Regions from separate parts of the Homo sapiens genome. Here region 2 is linked to region 1. A link is an interaction called in ENCODE POLR2A ChIA-PET data of the cell type or tissue named here. Cell type or tissue: Panc1. All regions are shown on one strand. Each heading gives the region's core, and the rest is flanking DNA. Links, peaks and the distances in the headings are about the cores only.

The links. ChIA-PET counts read pairs that join two places held together with the same protein. Peaks named below come from ENCODE experiments on the same cell type or tissue, not always from the same donor. Only the 100,000 strongest peaks of a DNase experiment are listed, where the experiment ranks them.
Region 2: POLR2A ChIA-PET joins it to region 1 with 14 read pairs; 2 of 35 experiments call an interaction of 5 or more read pairs at or near these places.

What each region holds. Positions count from the first base shown.
Region 1 is chr7:28,066,355-28,071,731 of GRCh38, forward strand. All of the region lies in intron 1 of JAZF1 (JAZF zinc finger 1), which reads right to left. Among named protein-coding and RNA genes, the nearest start is that of JAZF1-AS1, 110 kb to the right of the region's middle. In Panc1, for the core only: no CTCF peak of the experiment used is centred there; no DNase peak of the experiment used is centred there; H3K27ac peaks cover 3,981 bases.
Region 2 is chr7:28,004,146-28,009,522 of GRCh38, forward strand. The region is part of intron 1 of JAZF1 (JAZF zinc finger 1); the gene reads right to left. Among named protein-coding and RNA genes, the nearest start is that of JAZF1-AS1, 170 kb to the right of the region's middle. In Panc1, for the core only: no CTCF peak of the experiment used is centred there; no DNase peak of the experiment used is centred there.

The sequences.
Region 1 (5,377 bases), core at 152-5,151:
GCACTTTGGGAGGCTGAGGCAGGGGGATCACAAGGTCAGGTGTTCGAGACCAGCCTGGCCAGCATGGTAAAACCCCATCTCTACTAAAAATACAAAAAATTAGCCAGGTATGGTGGCGCATGCCTGTTATCCCAGCTACTTGGGAGGCTGAGGCAGGAGAATTGCTTGAATCCAGGAGGCAGAGGTTGCAGTGAGCCGAGATCGCACCACTGCACTCCAGCCTGGGCGACAGAGCGAGACTCCATCTCAAAAAAAAAAAAAAAAAAAAAAAAAGAGAAAGCATTAACAACAAAAGGTGGGAACCATCAAACCAGATGATGATCCTCAACCAGAGTACTGCAAGGTCCCTGCTTGGAAAAGAAGTGTCTGTGCTTGCCTCAAGCTCACGGTTACCACCTAATGGCACCTTCCAGAGGGTGGCTGCTGCTGTTGATTTGATTGTTACTGCTGTTTTAAAACTCTAATTGGAAAATCAGTTTGTAATTCCATTTTATGACTCCTGAAAAGATGAATGGTCTTTTTAAGAAAAGCTATCCAAAAAAACCCTACAAATGCATCCAAAGACAGCTTCTGCTCATCCAGAGCCAAGAAGAACTAGCAGGTACCTCCAGCATCTTGGCACAGGGCTGGTCCCCATTCCAGATTAAGCTTCCACAAGTTAACTCCTTTGTACCTGCCTACCCTTGAAAATGAGAATCTTTGACAAGCTGCTGCCATCCCTCCATGGCTGTGAGACCACCTGGACAAAAACTCTAGGAGAAAATGCTGGAGTCTGTGTCCACTCCAGATAACTAAGTGAAACTTTGTCATTTACTAGGTCCACAGCACATGGAGATAGGAAAGGCTGGGTCTGAAAAACCTGAATTAAGGTAACTATTATCCTCAGTGAACATGTTTCCTTGCTCCATCAGTGTTGTGAGGGGGTAAGATCCCAGAGATGACTCAGACATCAACAGGGATGAGTTCTGTTGTTCTGGTTGTTAAACCAGTGGAATCTTTATCTCTCCATTGACAAATGCTGTTGTGCCCATATCCCCAAAGGAATCCCTTGCTGCTCCTGCCCTCTCCTTGGGGCTATAATCCAGCAACTAAAGAGGTGACCACACAGCACAGCCAAAGCCCTGTGAGAATCAATGCCAAGGCTTCAGCCAGAGCCTCATCAGTGCTGCCCAGGCTACACCAGGCTTTAGGTAATCTGACTTCTGCTGGAAAGCTCTGGAGAACCAATGATGGAGCAAGTGTTGGGCAAACTTTCTCTTGTTTTCTGCCCAGTCTAATAAAATGAAAAAATGACGAAGAAGGTAGATTTGGGCCACTTGGAAAAACATATTTGAACCAAGTAGGGCAATTTCGTTTGAATTTGTTAAATCTCAGTGTCAAAATAGGTTGGAAGGGGACTTCGGCAGGTGCTCAAACCAATCTTCAAACTGTACAGATGGGATAAATGACTTTTGCTCACTTGCTAATCAGTGCCGAGGCGAGGAACAGAACCTAGACTTCAGCCTCAGTCTCTCAGCCTAGTGTCCTTTCCCGTCTCCTTCTGCTTCTAAGTAGTTTTTTTCGTTTGTTTGTTTTTGAGACAGAGTTTCGCTCTTGTTGCCCAAGCTGGAGTGCAATGGTGCGATCTCAGCTCACTGAAACCTCCACCTCCCGGGTTCAAGTGATTTTCCTGCCTCGGCCTCCGGAGTAGCTGGGATTACAGGTGCACACCAACACGCCCAGCTAATTTTTTGTATATTTAGTAAAAACAGGGTTTCACCATGTTAGCCAGGCTGGTCTCGAACTCCTGACATCAGATGATCTGCCCACCTCGGCCTCCCAAAGTGCTGGGATTACAGGTGTAAGCCACCGTGCTCAGCCTAGTTTTTTTTTTTTTTTTTTTCATAAAGACAATTTGTAGTACTTTCAAGTGTGCCAAAAACTGGGCTAGGAGGTAAACAATATAAGATGATTATTATCTCTAAAATACAAAAAGGATATGTAATGGGCATGCAATTGGTCAGTAAATACCTAGAAGCTTCTCATGCATGCATAATAAATTGCTTCCCTTAAGTTAAACAATCCTCTTGTCGTATCAATTATACCATTCACCTAATTAACAGAATCTTTCCTAAACTGTGCAAAGGCAAACTTCCCTGAAGACCTTGCAAATGATCCCAGTGCCCAATTGCTGGAATGGCACTAATAAGATTTGACTCTACTGACAAATTAAAATTTTAATCAGGGCCACATGAAAATCTCAAGAGCAGGAAAAGTAAAGCAAATTGAGAGGTTTACATTATAGGTTTTGAGATACTTTTCCATACAAGCAACATAGAACAGAGAAATTAACAGGCCAAGGAAATGTTATTTTTTAAAAAAGGAGGAGGACAAAGGAAAAAAAAGACACGAGTCACTGGTAAACAATGTTGACACTGTTGGCCACTTTGTTTTAAAATCATATAAAATCTTTGGGGTATTAACAATTGCCCATACTTTCCCCTGGAATTGCAGAAAAGCTGGCTCTGCAGCAAAGGGAGATGGTTTAGGCCACTGACTGAAAGACTCATCCCTGTGTATGGTTTCAAAATGCTGCCTGGTATCATAGCAACCATACATGACTGAATGTTGTACAAAATGTGATCAAGGCCTCCCCTGGGAAAATCTCATGTAATTTACTCCATTTCTAAGATGTTCCCTGGGCTCTGGAAATCAGGTCCTCAGTTCAAGGATCTTCAGCACAGGAGGAACTTACACATCATCCAATCTGCCTACTGACAAGGCAGAGAGGGGATGGAAGAGCCCAGTAACTTAACCAGCACCACAGCTGGTGGCAGAGCAGAGAGCAGAGCCAGCTATCTGGACTCCCAGCTCAGCGCTGCTTCCTCTTGATCTCACGGCCTCATCTCTCCAATTTAGTGAGAACTGACCTTCCTCACCAATCAGCTGTTTTCACAATGAGACTCATGCATCATAGCTGTATTATATTTTAACCTGGAGATCAAGTATGGTACATCAATTGGATGTCTGTACCCTGGGGATTTTGCCTTGTTCTAAGGTGACATGACAAATGGCAGATTCTGCACCTTTCACTTCACTAAAGATAGTCTTAAGGACAACTGCCTCAACTTCCTTCAGCCTTTAGCTCCCTGCCTGCTCCCTAGCATTAAGAAACAAAGGAAAAGTCAGCTGATTTGTTCCATGAGCCTGAGCCATGCACCTGTAATGAGAGGTACCGAGGGAGAGGCCCAGGTTTCCTGGGTCTGTACCAGGTTCAAAGGGCAGAAGAGCTGCTCTCCATGCCCAACTTGGAACATACATAATGACCTAAGGGGGGAGAAAACTAATCTCCAACCCTCTGGTTCACAGGCAATCATGTGCAGAGGCCTTTAGCTTTAGAGTTTGGGGCGCTTTTTTCTCCTGGAGGTGCCAGGTACGGCTCCATGCTAGGTCTGCAGCATTCACCATGCTGAGCGTTGAGCCGTGTTCTCAAAAACTCATGCCCCCAAGTTTGAACAAACTCATACTTGTCCCCTAAGAAGTCCCTGTCATCCCGGTCTGTCGGCCATGAGCTCGTTACTCCCCTGACCTTGAGGCCCACAGACTGGGATGAAGCCAGGACCTGGCTCCTCACTCAAGTCCTCCCGCGCCTTCTCTGGATGCCTTTCTCTCCCTGCTCACGGCACACTGCACTTTGTAAAACGTCTTCAGATGTGGAGAGCTGAGTCCTGGCAGTCATCCCAGGAAAGGGGAGCTTTTTTGTTGCTCTGCCCTTGATTGGTCCTCACTCTCAAACAGCTGTGAACCTTTTTCTTCGTTTATTTTCAAGCAATTAAAACTACAGCTTGATAGCATTACTGTAATCTCTCCCATTGTGTTTAGAGAAATTTTTCTTTCTTCAAGACTTCATGTATCTATCCAAAAGAGAGAGAACAGTCTAGAGGCACTGCATACCTCACGAAAGTGATCTGATTGGTTCTCATCCCTGAAAAAGCCAAATACTTGGAAATAAGAAGTTGAAAACATACATGTGGCCACATTTTCCTCTCCTTTGCTTCCACGTCCACATAGAAAAGAAGAAAAGCTTCTAGATATTTGCAAAGGTTTTGTGAAATATGAGCTTTGGCTAAGCACATGTTTTTAAAACTATTTGGACCCTCCAAACAGAACAGATGTTTCTGCAAAATTTTCCACCATCCAGTCACAGCAATCCCGGCACGATCCTGCCCCATGTCCGGCTCCGGGCAGGCTGTCAGTGGCAGCTGGTCTGAAGAAAGTTTTACAAATCATCTAGCTCTTCTTAGACTTTAGAACAAGCTCCCTCCAAGCCCTGCAATGTTTCAAGGTAGAGGAGGTAGCAGGAAGATGGGCATTTGAACAGCACAGAGGGCCAGAGGTAGAGTGTGAAGGCAACAGAAAGGTACATATTCTCTTCATGACATTCATCAACAAAGCCTAACATTTCACAAGTACTCGGGCTTATTTCTTACTAAGTCCTGAAGCATTAAGGTCATCCAAAATCCCCTATTAAAGCGTGAGCTCCTCGAGGGCACAGACTGTGGTTTTATTCATCTTTCTATCCCCAGCACTTGCATACTGCACACACAGAGCAGACATTCAATAAATTTGATTGACTGAAATGAAAACTGTGAATACCTTCATGGGAACAGGGCCATGACCAGCAGGCATCTTACCTAGAACTGGTTACCGGGTGAAGGTAAGATAAACAGAGTATTCCTACATGGGGAAGGCAGCTGCCTAAAACGGAATCGGCTCTGGAGAGCCAGAATCCCTGTGTGTAGCGAAATACTACAGGTCAGCAAGCAATGCGGTGTGATACAAAGATCCAACTAGGTGTAGCCGGAAGCCAGTGCACAGGGAGGTTTGACACCAAAAGAGACTGTTCTAAGTCACAGGCAAGACCTGCGTTCATAACGTTATGAAAAGAGCTCATCACAGCATACTCTTCCACTTTTATGCACCAGGACAAAGACCTAATAACCTCAGCAGATACACCTCTGTCAACTCCAACACCAGCAGGCGTCTACAGTTTAGTGGCTAAATGCAAATTCTGAAAACCCTGCCTCAACTGCCCTGAAAAATCTTTAGTCCTCCTTTCAAACTTTTATAATTCAACTCTCATTTCTTTCCTTCCTCATAGAACCATTTGGAAAGATTTTGGTTTTTCAATAAATATATTAATACACAAAAGTTAGTATGTCCCATAAAAGTATTTTTAACCAGCTCCTAATCTGCCAAGATTTCAGTGAAACCTTTCACTTACCATTTGCCACCCACATACAGACCCAAGGACGGACCTTCTATCCAGTGACGGCACTTACAGCTGATTAAAGGGTTTGGAGGTGATGACAAAAATATGCTTGGTTTACAAAGACAG
Region 2 (5,377 bases), core at 235-5,234, 62 kb before region 1:
CATGTTTTGTGATTTAAGTACCTGGACTTTAGAGAAATGGCAGGGATAACCAGAAAGGGGGGGTACCTGATGAGCCAGTTGGAGTAGGTGTTCCCAAGCTAAGAAGAAACACCCATGCTACAGGCTTAATACCTGACGCCTATGATCCCATCTGTGAGTTTGTCTCCTGTGGTTTCAGCCATTTCTAAATCAACAAGAGCCTAGAGGGCCAATGGTTTCTAGCCAGAACTGCCCATTATTATCACCTGGGTAACTTAAAAAAAAAAAAAGTCTGATGCCAAGGACCCATCCCCAAAGATTCTAATATGCAGTCAGGGTTGGCAATTACTATTACAGACTCTGAGAAGGCTCAGAAACTGGAAAAGGGATAGAGAACTGGTTGGGAAAGTTATTTACACCAATTTGCATCTCTCCCACCCTTCCAAACTAAAAAGGCAATTGTGAAACTGGAAAGGAACTACTGGAAGTGATTTAAAAGTTGTATAAGTCCGACATCCAGTGAAATAATTTTTTTTTTTCTTTTCTGAGATGAAGTCTTGCTCTGTCCCTCAGGCTGGAATGCAGTGGCATGATCTCAGCTTACTGCAACCTCCGCCTCTTGGGTTCAAGTGATTCTCGTGCCTTGGTCTCCCAAGTAGCTGGGATTACAGGTGTGCACCACCACACCTAGCTAATTTTTGTATTTTTAGTAGAGATGGGGTTTCGCCATGTTGGCCAGGCTGGTCTCGAACTCCTGACTTCAAGTGATTTGCCCACCTCAGCCTCCCAAAGTGCTGGGATTACGGCGTGAACCACAAGACCTACCTGAAATCATTAAATTTTGACTTCACTTGGGACTCAGGTTTATTTCCACCCCTTTCACTTTCTATACAGAAAGTATTAAGCTTAGTAATTATGTAGACAAGTTAGTGTTTTCATGTATTTCGAAAACCAAATCACAATCTTTGAATTGTGATATGGTTTTCATCTATTCAGTAAGGGTGTTCTGACAAGACCTTTGACTGGGAACCATTTATTTTTCTTCACAGTATGTGCCTACAATTAATAAGACCACATCACTTTAGTTGTTCTGTGGTTCAGAATTTTCTGTAAGTCAGATTGGCCAGAACCACTGTGGTTTTCCTGTGCTGTCATTATTCACCTTGGTAACAAATCAGGCTGTATCCAAGTATATTAGTTTTGTATTTCGGAAGCCAGTTTTGTCAAGGATTTGACAAAAGGAATTGCCTTCGTTACTTCCTATCTCCCAGGGAAGCCGAATCATTGCTTAAAAAAAAAAAAAAAAGTCACAGGAGAAAGAGCTGAACATCTGGACACAGACTGACTGGATGGCCCTGCCTAAGAGTTATCAAATGTAAGTGCACATAGGTCACAGCTTACTCAGGTCAAATTCTGGTCCAAGAGGCTCTGCCAGGCTGGCTAGAGCATTATGCCTGCCGACTCCACACCCAGGTGGCAGCCAGGAACACAGTGTTCAGGTTCGTGGGCCACAGAGGTTATGTGCTAGCTGGGGATTTATCGTTCCTGATTCTGTGCAAGTTGTGTATTCATTCTACTTGCTAATGAGTAGGGGAGCATGCTGAGCTGTAACTCAATTGATCTCGCTGATGGTGTGAATTTGGGTGTCTGGGAAGTCCCTGGACCTTCTCAGTTATCTGGCACTTGGCAGATGGCTCCTGACAATCTTGGCTTCTGTGGAAGGACTTCTGGGAATTAACTCTGGACTTTCTGTTGCTTAAAAAAAAAAAAAAAAAGGCTTAAATTTCTTTAGACAATGTAAGATGGTAGTTACTGACAGTCTGCTACTTTCTGTGTGACTTGAGCAAGTTTCTCAGCAGATAAAGATGACAGTGACTCATGGCTCCTACACATGAAGAGGTTATTAAGAGGATTAAAAGAGATAAGCCATAGACAGCACAGAGCACAGTGGCTGGTACATGATAAATACTTAATAAATCTTACCCACTAGGGGCCAGGCTCAGTGGCTCATGCCTGTAATACCAGCACTTTGGGAGGCAGAGGCAGCTGGATCACCCCAACTTGGTGAAACCCCATCTCTACTAAAATACAAAAATCAGCCAGGCGTGGTGGTGTGCTCCTGTAGTCCCAGCTACTCAGGAGGCTGAGTCAGGAGAATTACTTAAACCTGGGAAGCGGAGGTCACAGTGAGCCAAGACGGCACCACTGCACTCCAGCCTGGGCAACAGAGCAAGACTGTGTCTCAAAAAAAACAAAAAACAAAAACCCCAAACACCAAAAACTTACCCACTAGGTACCATTATTATTTTAGGTAGTAAGGTCTGAAAGCATTTAGTGCTTGCGTTGTGGGACTACATTTGTGAACAATCAATAGTTCTCAAGTAGCAATAATAACTGATAATAAAGATATTATTACTATCACTGCGTGTCTACTATGGGTCAATACAAAATGAATTGCTTTCTGTGTGCAGTCCTCATGAAAATCCTGTAAGGGAGATATCTCCTGACCCACCCCACTTCCCAGAGGAAAATATAAAGCTCAGAAAAGGCCCAAATCACAGGACCAGGAGATAAAGCCTTAAATCTGGGTTTGTCTGACTTCAAAGTATGTGCTATTTGACCACATTTGCTGCTTCCCCTGAGTAGAAATAACTTGTTTCATAGCATGGAGCCCTGAAACACTGTTCAGTAACAATGCTCTCTAATTAAATTGCCAGGTGGCCTTTCCTTTGTATTTTAACTTTTAAGGTGATTTTATTATATCTCTTCCATAAATGAACATGGATTTTTTATGACAAAATTAAAATAAGCATTATGTAACTATTAGCATAAAACATTTTTGTTCTTGTATGACCCAACATCATCTTACATGGCCCCAGAAGCACATGGAACACTTTCCAGGCACCCCACCTTGCCTAATTCCCACTCTTTAAGTGCTATCCAGCTACTGCAATGGGATGTCAACAGCCCCATAACTTAGGAGCAGGTAAAAGTATGCTATTCCTGATCTTTCCAATAAAGTTTATGTTTTTGATTGCCCACGTCTGACTCTAGGCATAGAATTATTTCTGGACCCAAATATTTCTCATGCCCAGTACTTCGGGAGGCCGAGGTGGGCAGATCACCTGAGGTTAGGAGTTCGAGACCAGTCTGGCCAACATGATGAAACCCCATCTCTACTGAAAATAAAAAAAATTAGCCGGGTGTGGTGAGGTGGGAGGATCACCTGAGGTAGGGAGTTCGAGATCAATCCGACCAACATGGTGAAACCCTGTCTCTACTAAAAATACAAAAATTAGCCAGGTGTGGTGGTGTGTGCCTGTAATCCCAGCTACTGGGGAGGCTGAGGCAGGAGAATCACTGGAACCCGGGAGGCGGAGGTTGCAGTGAGCCGAGATCATGCCGCTGCACTCCAGCCTGGGCAACAGAGTGAGACTCCATCTCAAAAAAAAAAAAAATTATTTCTGGACACTAAGGTTGCTCTTGGGGCTGGCAGGCAACTCTCTGAATTAAGTGGTTGGTTTTGGCCTCATTGCCATGGTGGCAGGAATCAATACAAATTGACCAGGTGACCAGCTGGATGGGAAAGCATACAGGTCTGAGACATGCCTCTTTCCCTTTTTTAAAAAGACTTAAAAATTAGACTTTTTAAAAGAGCAGTTTTAGGTTCACAGCAAAATGGAGAGGAAGGTACAGAGATATCCCATATACTTTTGCTCCCACCCCATGCATGGCCTCTCCCATTACTAGCATTCCCCACTAGAGTTCTTTTTTTTCCTCGCTAAAAAGTGCTTCATAGAATGCTGGAATGCTTTGGAAGCACTGGGATGAAATATTTAGACAAATTCTGATGGAAATCAGAACCCACGACAGAAGCTGCAACACTGTTACTGCACCTGCATCTTTTATTAAATTTCTCCTTTGGGTGACTGATCTTAAAAAACACCAGAGGTTCTAGTCCAGGTTCTAACTATTTCTAGCTTAGAGCTTTCATCAAGTCAGTTTCTTTACCTGTGAAAAGATAATGATATATGCACCAACTCCCTCACAAGCTTTAAGTGAGAATCATACATTTTAATTATTTATTTTTAAAATTAATTATTATTATTTTTTTTAGAGATAGTGTCTGTTGCCCCGGCTGCAGTACAGTGGCACAAACATGGCTCACTGCAACGTCAATCTCCTGGCTTAAGAGATCCTCCCACCTCAGCTTCCTGAGTGGCTGGGACTACAGGCGTGCACCACTATGCTCAGTGAATTAAAAAAAGAATCCTCCCACCTTGGCCTCCCAAAGTTCTGGGATTATAGGTGTGAGCCACTGTGTGAATCATACATTTTAATTGAGCAATTCCAGTATAAATTCTAAGGTCCTACCCCAGCTTCCAAGACAAGGTGGTCTGAGAGTCATTGTCTCTCCAGCAGGAATAACCCAGTGCAGCCACATCTTAACTCATTAGTCTCTCTGGCAAATAATCTCTGGGAAGAGAAGGCTTAAACTATACACTAAAACAGAAACCTGAATTATTTGCATAAAGAACTTAGATTTCATTTTACTTTGCTATCCTTGGAACTTGAGTGCACACATGCACTCAGATTATGATTTTTCTCTTGCAAGAGTAGGGACTTGCATCAGAAAAGTTCTTCAAAAGTTTTTCCAAAGAGCCATATGACTTTTCAGTAGAGATAGAAAACCTTTTGGCTAGCTTTAAGCTGAGTTTATTAAAAGCCATTCTGATTCACTACAAACTGTGTGATCAACTAACTTGTTTTATACATAAAGGAAAGCCTTTCAATTTATAAAACCAAGATACATTTAAATGATTTTATCACACATTCAAGTCAAATGCAAAACTTTCTATCATGGTTAAGTAAAACAGACATTATCAAGGTAATCACAAGACATCAGATTCCTCAGAGAAGCTCGGGAGACCTCTGGGATTTGGTAAACCTTACTATCAGCTGAGTTTCCACAAATGGAAGGCAGAGACTCTGATGGATTTTCTAGGCTTACTTAAGATGAGGTTTAATGCTCTAGACATGGATTCAATATAATAAAGATACTGCGTCTTCATTTCTATGGCTTGGTTTTAAAAGGAATGCAGAGATAACATACTTTCAAAAAAAAAAAAGGTAGTTGCTGAGTATCTACAACTACTCTGCCTGTCAATCTCTCCTCCCTTCAGCCCACACCTTCCTACTTTAGCCAATCAGTTCAGTGTTTTTACAGTATTTTTGATGCAACTCACAGTAAGACATACATTTTAAATCATAACCAGTACACCCCTCCAGACACAAACATACGAAAGTTTCACAAAACATTACTAAACTTCACCATATGTGATGTACCCTGATAATACCATTGCTTTTTTTTTTTTTTGAGACAGAGTCTCGCTCTGTC